Linked DNA regions of Homo sapiens: region 2 is linked to region 1. The links are chromatin contacts, found by Hi-C in ENCODE. All regions are on one chromosome and are shown on one strand. The core of a region is the stretch at or near the end of the contact, and the rest is flanking DNA. Distances in the headings are between cores, read along the strand shown.

Region 1 (4,772 bases), core at 766-3,265:
CCCTGATTCCTGCCGCAGAGGTCTGGTGCGATGGGGCCTTTGGGAGAGCACTGAGCTGGGGGCCACAAGGAGATTCCATCCCCATTCTGTTGTCTGCACGTTCACTGGTGCGATAAAAACCAAAGATGAATCTCAGGCAGGCCTGGGGGCTTGTCTCCTGAGAGCACCTGCACCCCGGCCCCCAGGCAGGGCTGGGTCTCAGCCCGGCTTCTTGCTGGGGACTCTGTGGGGCGGGAGCTGCACTGGGCCCCCCCTGGCTCCCTGCACTCAGGCCCCTTGGCCATTCCTGGGCTGGTGGTCAGCGGGGACATCCGGGGGCTAAGCCTGCTCCCACCCCTAAGGGAGAAACGGGCCTGAGGTGGCCGTTGCTGAGGACCGGACCGAGGTTGAAGGGCCAGGAACCAAAGATTCTTCTCTTCTTTCCTTTTCTTCACATTTTATGTTTTTTTTTTTTTTTCTCCCTACTTTCTATTCCTTGATAATACCTTTTAAAACAACTGCTTCCTAGAGATGCCGTTCACAGCCATACATTTCACCGTGTAAAGGGCACAGTTGAAGGTTTTTTAGTAAATTCAGAGTTGTGCAACCTTCGCTGAAGCCAATATTAGGACATTTTCATCACCCCAGAAAGGAAGTCCGTGCCTTTTGGCTCTTACCCCCGCCCAGCCCAAAGCAGCTGCAAATCCACTTTCTCTCTGTGTAGATTTGTGGGTTCTGGACTTTTAAAAACGGGATCGCACGGCGTGTGAGCTTCGGCGTCCGACTCCTTTCCCGCGGTGCCAGGTCCCCGAGGCCCATCACGCTGCAGCCTGTGTGACAGCTTCGTTCCTTTCAAGGCCGGAGAACATGCCTTGTGTGGATGGAACACGTTTGCTTTATTCATTCACCCTCTGATGGACACGTGGGTCGTCTCTACCTTATTTAATGTATTTCGACAATTTAGTGACACATTCAGCAGTTTCCAAGGACAGTCACAGAAGGGAGCTGTCTCCTTCCCTGTCTCCCACCTTTGAGCACCGTCCCCACCCTGGCCAGGCAGCCAGGGGTCTGTGTGGGCCTCGCTCCCTCCCTCCCTCCTTCCTTCCCTCCTGTCTTCCTTTCTTCCGTCCCTCCCTCTGTCTCTCCGTCCCTCCGTCCTTCCTTCCGTCCTTCCTTCCCTCCTGCCTTCCTTTCTTCCCTCCCTCCCTCCCTCAGTCCCTCCGTCCCTCCCTACCCTCCTTCCTTCCTTCCTTTCTCTTTTTTTTTTTTTTTGAGACACAGTCTGACTCTGTCGCCCAGGCTGGAATGCAGTGGCACTATCATAGCTCACTAAAGCCTTGAACTTTCAGGCTCAAGTGATCCTCTTGCCTCAGCCTCCCAAGGAGTAGCTAGGACCACAGGCATACACCACCGTGCCTGGCTACTTTTTTTTTTTTAGAGACAGTCTCACTGTCTCCCAGGCTGGAGTACAGTGGTGTGATCTCACCTCACTGCAACCTCCACCTCCCACATTCAAGCGATTCTCCTGCTTCAGCCTCCCGAGTAGCTGGGATCACAGGTGTGTGCCACCATGCCCAGCTAATTTTTGTATTTTTAATAGAGACGGGGTTTTGCCATGTTGGCCAGGCTGGCCTTGAACTCTTGGCCTCAGGTGATCCATCCCCCTCGGCCTCCCAAAGTTCTGGGATTACAGACGTGAGCCACCGCGCCAGCCCTGGCTAATTAAAAAAAAAAATTTTGTAGTGATGGGGTCTTGCTATGTTGGCCAGGCTGGTCTCAAACTCCTGACCTCGTGATCCGCCCGCCTTGGCCTCCCAAAGTGCTGGGATTACAGGTGTGAGCCACCGCGCCCGGCCCTGTGTTTTCTTGCCTGTGAACTCTCTTCACACCTTTGCCTGCCTTTCTGCTGCAATGTTAGCTGTTTTCATCTTCTAGGGGTTGCTGGTATGTTAGAGAAATTAATCTGAGATACCAAAAACATTTTTTTCTAGGTTGTCTTTCGAATTTGCTCATGGTGGTTTTTGCCGTGGAAATTTTTACTTCGACATAGTCAAAGTGGTCAGCGTTTTATTTTGTGGTTTTAGGGTCTATAGCATACATAAATAGGCCTTCTCTGCCTGAGGGTTTTTTTTTTTTTTTTTTTTTTTTTTGAGACAGTCTTGCTCTGTCACCCAGGCTGGAGGGCAGTGGCTCAATCACAGCTCAGTGCAGCCTCAAGCTCCTGGGCTCAAACGATCCTCTCACCTCAGCCTCCTGAGTAGATGGAACTACAGACGTGCACCACCACGCCTGGCTAATTTTTGTATTTTTTGTAGAGACGGGGGTCTCACTATGTTGCCCAGGCTGGTCTTGAACTCCTGGCCTCAAGTGATCCTCCCGCCTCAGTCTCCCAAGCGCTGGGATTACAGGCTTCAGCCACCACACCCAACCCTGAAGGTTATTTTTTAATAACAGCTTTGTTGAGGTATAATCCACATACAATTCACTCCCGTAAAGCGTACAGTTCAGTAGTTTTAGTGAAGCCACAGGGCTGCACGACCATCACCACTGTCTAACTTCAGGACATTTTAACGTCCCAACACAGCCGGTACTCACCACCCCTCCCATCACCACCGCCCCAGCCGTTACTGAATGTAGACAGAGCTGCTTTGTGTCTCTGTGGATTTGCTTGTTCTGAACATTTCAAACAGATGGAATCATGCAATACGTGGTCTTGTTTTTTTTTTTTTTTTTTTTTGAGACAGGGTGTCACTATGTTGCTCAAGCTGGTCCCGAACTCCCAGGCTCAAGCGATCCTCCCACCTCAGCCTCCCAAAGTGCTGGGATCACAGGTGTGAGCCACCACGTGCGGCCGATTCGTGGTGTTTTGTGTCTGGTTTCCTCCATGGGCACCGTGTGTCCAAGGATCGCCTGGGTTGTAGCGTGTGTCAGAATTGTGTTGCTCTTTTTTTTTTTTTTTTGAGATGGAGTCTCGCTCTGTCAGCCACGCTGGAGTGCTGTGGCACGATCTCTGCTCACTGCAACCTCTGCCTCCCGGGTTCAAGCGATTCTCCTGCCTCAGCCTCCCGAGTAGCTGGGATTACGGGCGTGCACCACCACGCCCGGCTAATTTTTGTATTTTCAGTAGAGACGGGGTCTCACCGTGTTGCCCAGGCTGGTCTTGAACTCCTGACCTCGTGATCTGCCCACCTCTGCCTCCTGAAGTGCTGGGATGACAGGCGTGAGCCCCCGCGCCCGGCCGGCATTCCTCTTTATGGCCGAGGAACCCTCCATGGTGTGGCTCGATCACATTTAGTTTATCTGTGGTTCCGTTCACGGAGCTGGGGCTTGTTCCCGTTCTCAGCTGTCACGAAGAATGTGCTGTGAACACTCATGTGCATGTCTCTGCGTCTTCGCGTCTCTTACGGTGCAGAGGAATCGCTGGACTCTATGGTAACTCTGTGTTTACCGTTTTGAGGAACTGCCAGACTGTTAGTCACCAGAGCCGGAGGTTCCCACCAGCAGCGTGCGGGGGCTCTGATCACTCCACATTCTCTCCAGCTCACTCCCCTGTGCCACTTTGACCTTGCCATCCTAGTGGGGAGAGGTGGTAGCTCATTGAGGTTTTCATCTGCGTTCCCCTGACAGCTAACAGTGTTGAGTGCCTTTGCGTGGCCGAGTGGCCATTTGTGCATCTTCTTTGGAGAAATGTCCGATCAAATCCTTCCCCATTTTTAGGCCGAGGTGGGACGATGGCTTGAGCCCAGGAGTTTGAGACCAGCCCGGGCAACAGAGTGGAACCCCACCTCCATTAAAACAAATTAAAAGTATACATATGCATGTAAAAGTAATTTTAAAAACCCTTACCCATTTTTATTTATTTTTTATTTTTACCTTCCTTTTTTTGCAGAGATAGGGTCTTGCTCTTTTTCCCAAGCTGGAGTGCAGTGGTGTAACCATAGCTCATAGCCTTGACCTCTTGGGCTCAAGGGATCCTCCCGCCTCGGCCTCCCAAAGTGCTGGGATTACAGGTGTGAGCCGCTGTGTCCAGTGGAGACATGGTCTTGTTCTGCCGCCCAGGCTGGAGTTCAGTGGTGCGACCATAGCCCACTGCGACCTCAAACTCCCAGGTTGAGGCCATCTTCCCACCTCGGCCTCCCTAGTAGCTGGGACTACAGGTGTGCGCCATCACACCTGGCTAATTTTTTTTTTTTTTTTTTTGAGAGACAGGGTCTCACTATGTTGCCCAGGCTGGTCTTGAACTCCTGGGCTCAAGGGGTCCTCCCACCTCAGCTTCCCAAAGTGCTGGGACTACAGATGTGAGCCCCTGTCCCCGGCTGGCCCTTGTTAATTTTTTCAACTTTAGAACCATTTCTAGGTAAAAAAATATAATAAATTCTGTTGCTGTTTTTTGGCAATTATTATAAAAAACATGTAGACTCCCATAAGGAGACATTTTTCTACCTCCCTGTGTCTCGGGTCGAGGCTCTCGTCCTCGGGAGCACACGCCAGTTTTCCCTTGGAGACCTGGGACATTTCTCATCCAGCCACTCAGGTGATTTGTCCTGTTGCTGTTGGTGACAGGATCTCTCCTTGTATTTGAGTTTTCTATGGAAAAGCCATTGGTTTTCGAATTTTAAATTGGTGCCAGCCTCTTGTTGCTTGTGATTTCTCCAGCTGCTCTTCTGGGCCCTCCCTGTTTACTGCCATGTGATCCTCGGAGCAGGGTGATGTCAGGGGACTTCAGTCTGGCTGGGCCTGGCTGCGGCCTCAGGCGAGTGGTGTTCAGGAGCTTGAAGGTGCAAACAGCAGCT
Region 2 (5,223 bases), core at 784-3,283, 3.0 Mb before region 1:
AACAAAAGGCTGTTGTGTTCACTTTCTGTGCGATAATTAATTTCTGGGAACTGTCTTCCAGAGCTGGTTTACTTTCATTATAATTGTGTTGAATGTGGATAAGATAGCTTGGCATGCCTCCTATATTGACTGTATCTTTAAAACAAGGTGGGACCTAAAAGATGAAAAAGAGAAATGAAAACTAAGCATTTCAAAGAAACGATTAAGGGGGAAGCGGCTGAAGGTTTCTGGAAGGAGGCAAAGTGATGTTTCACTTCTGCGATTACCTGGACCACTCAAGCAGAAAGAATCTGCCTGAATCAACCACTCCGGCTGAGGAGATGGCTGCAAATTCATTAGAAGGAAGCAGATTCCTCTACTTAAGTTTTCATGTGTACAGACCAAGCCTGAAGAAATATTGCCAGCATTTAATGTCTACCTTTTTCAAGCTCATCTTCATTGCACAACTCATACATCCCCCATTTGATCACGTTTCCTCAATCAATAATCATGAAGGCAGTATTATTTATATTCCAACTATACATACAGTAGCTGCCTGCTGTCAGGGCCCTTGTGTGCAGGTCCTGACCTGTATTCATCAGGGAAGCTAAGTCAATATCTACCGTCATGATCTGATTAAAAGCATGGAAGGAAAAAGGAAAAAAACATACATTCGACAACAACATTTGCTTATGATTAATTATAGTTTTCCTCTTCTTAGTTGAGCGTTTTCTTTTTAGAAAACTGTCGAGTCCGTGCAGTTGTGAGAAGTAACACTGTAACACTGAAAGAGCTCATGGACCCTTCACTCGGCTTCCCGCAATGGTAACATCTTGCAAAAAACGATAGCATAACATCATGATCAGGATACTGCTACTGATACAATCAACCTAATTTATCCAGCTCTTGCCAGTGTTTCCTGCGCTCAAGTGTGCGTGAAAAGACGGCACATGCACGTCCCATGCAACATTATTACGTGTGTAGGTCCACGTGTCCATCAGCACAAGGGTGTTGCCTTCCATGACCAGGAGCACCCCAAACCCCCACCCCTCACAACCACTAATCCGTTCTCTGTTTCTGTAGGTTTGTCATTTCAAGAACGTTACAGAAAGGAGGTCATCGAGTGTAACTTTTGCAACTATTTTTTTCACTCTTCATGGTTCCCTTGAGATTCACCCAAGATGACCTGTGCTTTGATGATACAAAATCCATAGATAACAATGGTCGGCACCTACGGGCCCAGGGTGCCTTCCCTGAGGTACTGATTACCGTTGTCGCCTGGTACAGTCCCCCGAGGCTTCCCTCGAGTGCCAGGAAGGGACCTCGCTGGGGTCAGGGAGACGGGCACTCCACACAGTGACCCGAAGCTGGCTTGGCTGAGCAAGTGCATGGCTCTGGGGACCTCCAGGCCCAGACGATGCTGCTCCTCTCCAAGTGGTGACCTCTCTCCACCCTAGCCAGGGACCATCTGTGTTTGGCACACAGCATGCCACCTGGTGAGAAAACTCATCCCACTCCACACTCTCCATAGTACTGTGGCATGGGCAAGGTCTGGGGGGCAGCCTGCCACCGCCTGCAGGGGCCAATGTCCTGGGCAGTTTTAGTAGCTCAGTGCTAGGCATGGGTGGAAAACATCTGGCTGTTCATTGTGGATGCTCTTAGCTTGTTCTGGAAAGCCTTCCAGGTCGCTGTGCCTGGGGAGCAGGTGCAGAGCTGCCCATGCCCTGCGTGGCCTCTGAGCTTCCCTTAGTACTTCCCCACCGTGTGAGGGTACGAGTTCTCTCCCTGCCAACCCTTCCTAGTATTCTAACCCAGCGGCTGCTCAGATGGAGTTTCTCCCCATTTCCAGCTACGGTTTTACACACAGTCTGCTCTAAGGCAAAGAACCGGAGGAAATGCCAAGCCTATGGACCGTGAAAAGCCCGTGAGTTAAACACTGGGGAAAACCCATTGTAAATGAGTCATCCTGTGCATAGACTCTCAACCACTTACTCTTCAGAGGGCAAGAGGGCGAGGGCATGTCTTAGCCTGTCAGTGGCAACTGTGTCTAGAAAGGGTACTCTGCCAACATGGGTCCACCCTGGACTTCTGAAAATTGATCCTGACTGCAGCCAACAAAACAGGGGATGGAAACAAACACTTCTCCCTCTTTTGAAACAATATGAAGACATCAGGGAAAGGTTCTCATGCCCTGTGTGAAGTCAGGGTGTTAGGAAAAGGCCAGCTCAGATTTTCCGCCTTCCACATGGCCCAGAGCCCATGGCAGCTGCCTCCAGGGGCAGCGCAAGCTTCTAGCTCCCCAGTCTCAGGAGAGGAGGTGGGGAGACCTCCCAGACTGCCCCCAAACCAAGGGCCTCTGTCAAATGACCTCACTCTCCAAAATGCCAGTGTGACAAAGTGCAGGCTCAGGCCCAATGGAGGCAACCGCAGTGGAGAAGGACCCCCCAACAACACCATGCATTTTTCCTGCTCTCCCATCCCCAATGCTGCTGGGATTTGGCTTCTGAGTTGCAAAGCTTCTTCTGTGTAGGGATCACTGCAAGATCCAAAGATGTTTCCTGCGCTGCCTCCCTGTTCCTTCCAGGTCGCCCCTCTCAGGGAGCAGCATGTCCCACGCATGCCCTCGGCTGGCCTGCACTGCACGCTAGTCCACCGAGGTGGACAGAACGGCTCCCGGAGGTGTCCACACCCACACCTCTGGAATCTATGAATATGCTGTCTCACTTGGCAAGAGGGACTCTGCAGGTGGGATTAGGTATCCCACCTTAAAATAGGGAGACTCTCTTGGATTCGCTGGGTGGGCCCAATTTAATCATGTGAGCCCCTAAAAGGAGAGGACTTTCTGCAGCTGGAGGCACAGGGGACAGCAGAGAGCTTCCATGTGTGACAAGAACTCAGCCGCAGCTGCTGGCTCTGGAGATGAGCCAGGGATGCAGGGGACTCTGGAACCTGAGGGGACCCCTGGCCAGGAGCCAGCCCCCAAGCCACAAGCACTGAATTCCATGAACAACTTGAAGGGGCTGGCAGCAGATGCCCCACCAGGTAAAGAGTCCATCCCAGTGAAAACTCGCCGTCCGAGTTTCCGAGCCATCGTGCTCAGCAGGAGCAGGGCACATGTGGGAGCAGCTGGCTTCGTGTGTGATGAGGAGACCGTGGAGAAGGCGTGGCTCGGAGGGAAGATGCATCTCACAGGCACTAAGGTGCTGCAGTCAGAGGTAAGGGGCATCCTTGTCTTACCCCAAGGAAAAAAAAAATGGTTTCATAGGTGGTGAGGCACATCCTGATTCCAGAGACACTAAACATGAAAAATGTGTGTCACATAACTGATTATTGGTAAATAGCGAGTGCAATGGGACATATAGGATAATAGAGTTATGCCAACAGCAACTAAAGCCACTATTTCAGAGCCTCTGTGACAGACATTTTTGCATTTAACCTTCACAATATGAGCTGGTACCATCTACATCCATCTCCATTTTATGGATGTGGAAACTGAGGCCAACACTCATTCAAGCCCATGAATGGTGCAGTGTAGAGGGTGTAGAAGGGAGGTGGGACGGAAGCGGAGGGTGTAGAGGGGAGGCCAGAGGGGAAGGTGTAGAGGGGAGGTGGGAACGGAGGGCGGAGAGTATAGAGGGGAGGCGGGAAGGGAGGGTGTTGAGGGGAGGTTGTAAAGGGGAGGTGGGAGGGGAGAGGAGGGTGTAGAGGAGAAGCAGGAGGGGAGGGGGGAGGGTGGAGGGCGTAGAGGGGAGGCAGGAGGGGAGGGGAGGGTGTAGAGGGGAGGCAGGAGGGGAGGGTGGAGGGTGTAGAGGGGAGGCAGGAGGGGAGGGTGTAGAGGGGAGGCAGGAGGGGAGGGGAGGGTGTAGAGGGGAGGCAGGAGGGGAGGGGAGGGTGTAGAGGGGAGGCAGGAGGGGAGGCTGTAGAGTGTAGAGGTGATGCGGGAGAGGAGGGTGTAGAGGGGAGGCAGGAGGGGAGGGTGGAGGGCGTAGAGGGGCTGCTCCACAGGACTGGGCAGCCAGTGGCGGGGTGGTGCCTGGAAGCCGACCTCTGTGCTCTCATTCAAGCCACAGAAATTAAGCAACATAGACAGGCAGGTGGGCAAACAGCCCAACTAGCCTGTCCTGTGTCATCAGTATAAAATACAAGTAATAGGAGCCCATTTGTTTCTCTGTCTTTGGCCTGTGTGCTCCTACGGGTGGCCCTTTTGACAGGTACATGGTGACAGCCCTGTGAAACCAATAATGCTCGGCCACAGGGCGTGGGATTATAATCTCATCCAAATCCCTCGGAATTGACACAGACACTCTCTTCAGGGTTTTTGCAGTGTGCGCCAACCACAAAAATCCTACCTGCTACAGCAAATTCTTATGAATAAAAGGGGATTTAACTCAACATCATAAAGAAGTGAAGTGTGTTTGTGTACCTTTAAAAGTCAGAACACGGAGAGGTGCTAACTCGAGAGAACACAAAACTAATCAGATATAAATGTAAAACTAAAGCTCTTAAGATAGATTTAAATATTTTAAAAAGGAATGATGATCGAAACAAACATTCTCGTTTAAAGGGAGATAAATTTCTTCTCTTGTTTAAATTACCTTAAAATGTTTGAACACGGTATAGTCCTGTCTACTAGAGATTTACACGTCGCAAATTTTAATTTTGGCTGAATCTATAATGTGCTGTGCTCCTAGAACTACAGATCAACCTCGATGAAAAAATCTTTGCAGAGAATGGGATGTGATATTTACATCTGTAGCGGAAGCATGGATGGGGAAGGTAGCAATACCAGCTCAGGCCTCTCATGTAGAATCAACAGTGATTGGTGACTCAAAGCCGGCTTCCTTGGATGCTTTTAACAGACTTTCGCTTCTTTCAGAGGGACCGACAGGTTTGCACTGCATTGTATTTAGAAGAGTCAAGGTCAGGACATGGAGTCATTTCCTAATGATTAAAGGAATGGGACGTGATCAAGGTAAACCACCTTTTGTGCAGTATTCCTTTTCTTGCTAGTTTCATAGGAAAACACAAGCTTTTTTTTTTTTTTCCTTATTTTGCAAAGTGGCAGACTGCAAATTTTTTTATTTAAGGGGCTCTCTGAGGGTTTTCTTATTTGAATTTTCCTGTTCTCAATTCCCCTTTTTCCCAAAGAGGAGAGAGGAAGTCGAGATTCTCCTTCCTAGAGGCGGCCTCTAAGGCTACCTCTTATCAACAGCGGCTACCACTGCGGAACACAGGCTGCTCTCA

The links. Hi-C counts contacts between places; a loop is a spot of excess contacts on that map. Pooled maps may share reads with other maps.
Region 2: a loop to region 1 is called in a map with no recorded cell type, with 15 times the contacts of the local background. The contact joins two enhancer-like sites. A Hi-C loop is called at or near these places in 2 of 37 single-sample maps with no recorded cell type and 1 of 50 pooled maps.

The regions. Positions count from the first base shown.
Region 1 is chr7:927,459-932,230 of GRCh38, reverse strand. The region is part of intron 2 of ADAP1 (ArfGAP with dual PH domains 1); the gene reads left to right. Among named protein-coding and RNA genes, the nearest start is that of ADAP1, 25 kb to the left of the region's middle. RefSeq lists enhancers at 3,265-3,354, 3,610-4,196. Within about 2 kb of position 2,015, at least 5 of the 41 ENCODE cell types and tissues checked have a DNase peak (open chromatin) inside an H3K27ac peak, as active enhancers do.
Region 2 is chr7:3,952,971-3,958,193 of GRCh38, reverse strand. All of the region lies in intron 7 of SDK1 (sidekick cell adhesion molecule 1), which reads right to left. LOC124901576 (a long non-coding RNA gene) reads right to left here. Exons shown (of 2, transcript XR_007060195.1): 2 at 1-154. Among named protein-coding and RNA genes, the nearest start is that of SDK1-AS1, 600 kb to the right of the region's middle. Within about 2 kb of position 2,033, at least 2 of the 41 ENCODE cell types and tissues checked have a DNase peak (open chromatin) inside an H3K27ac peak, as active enhancers do.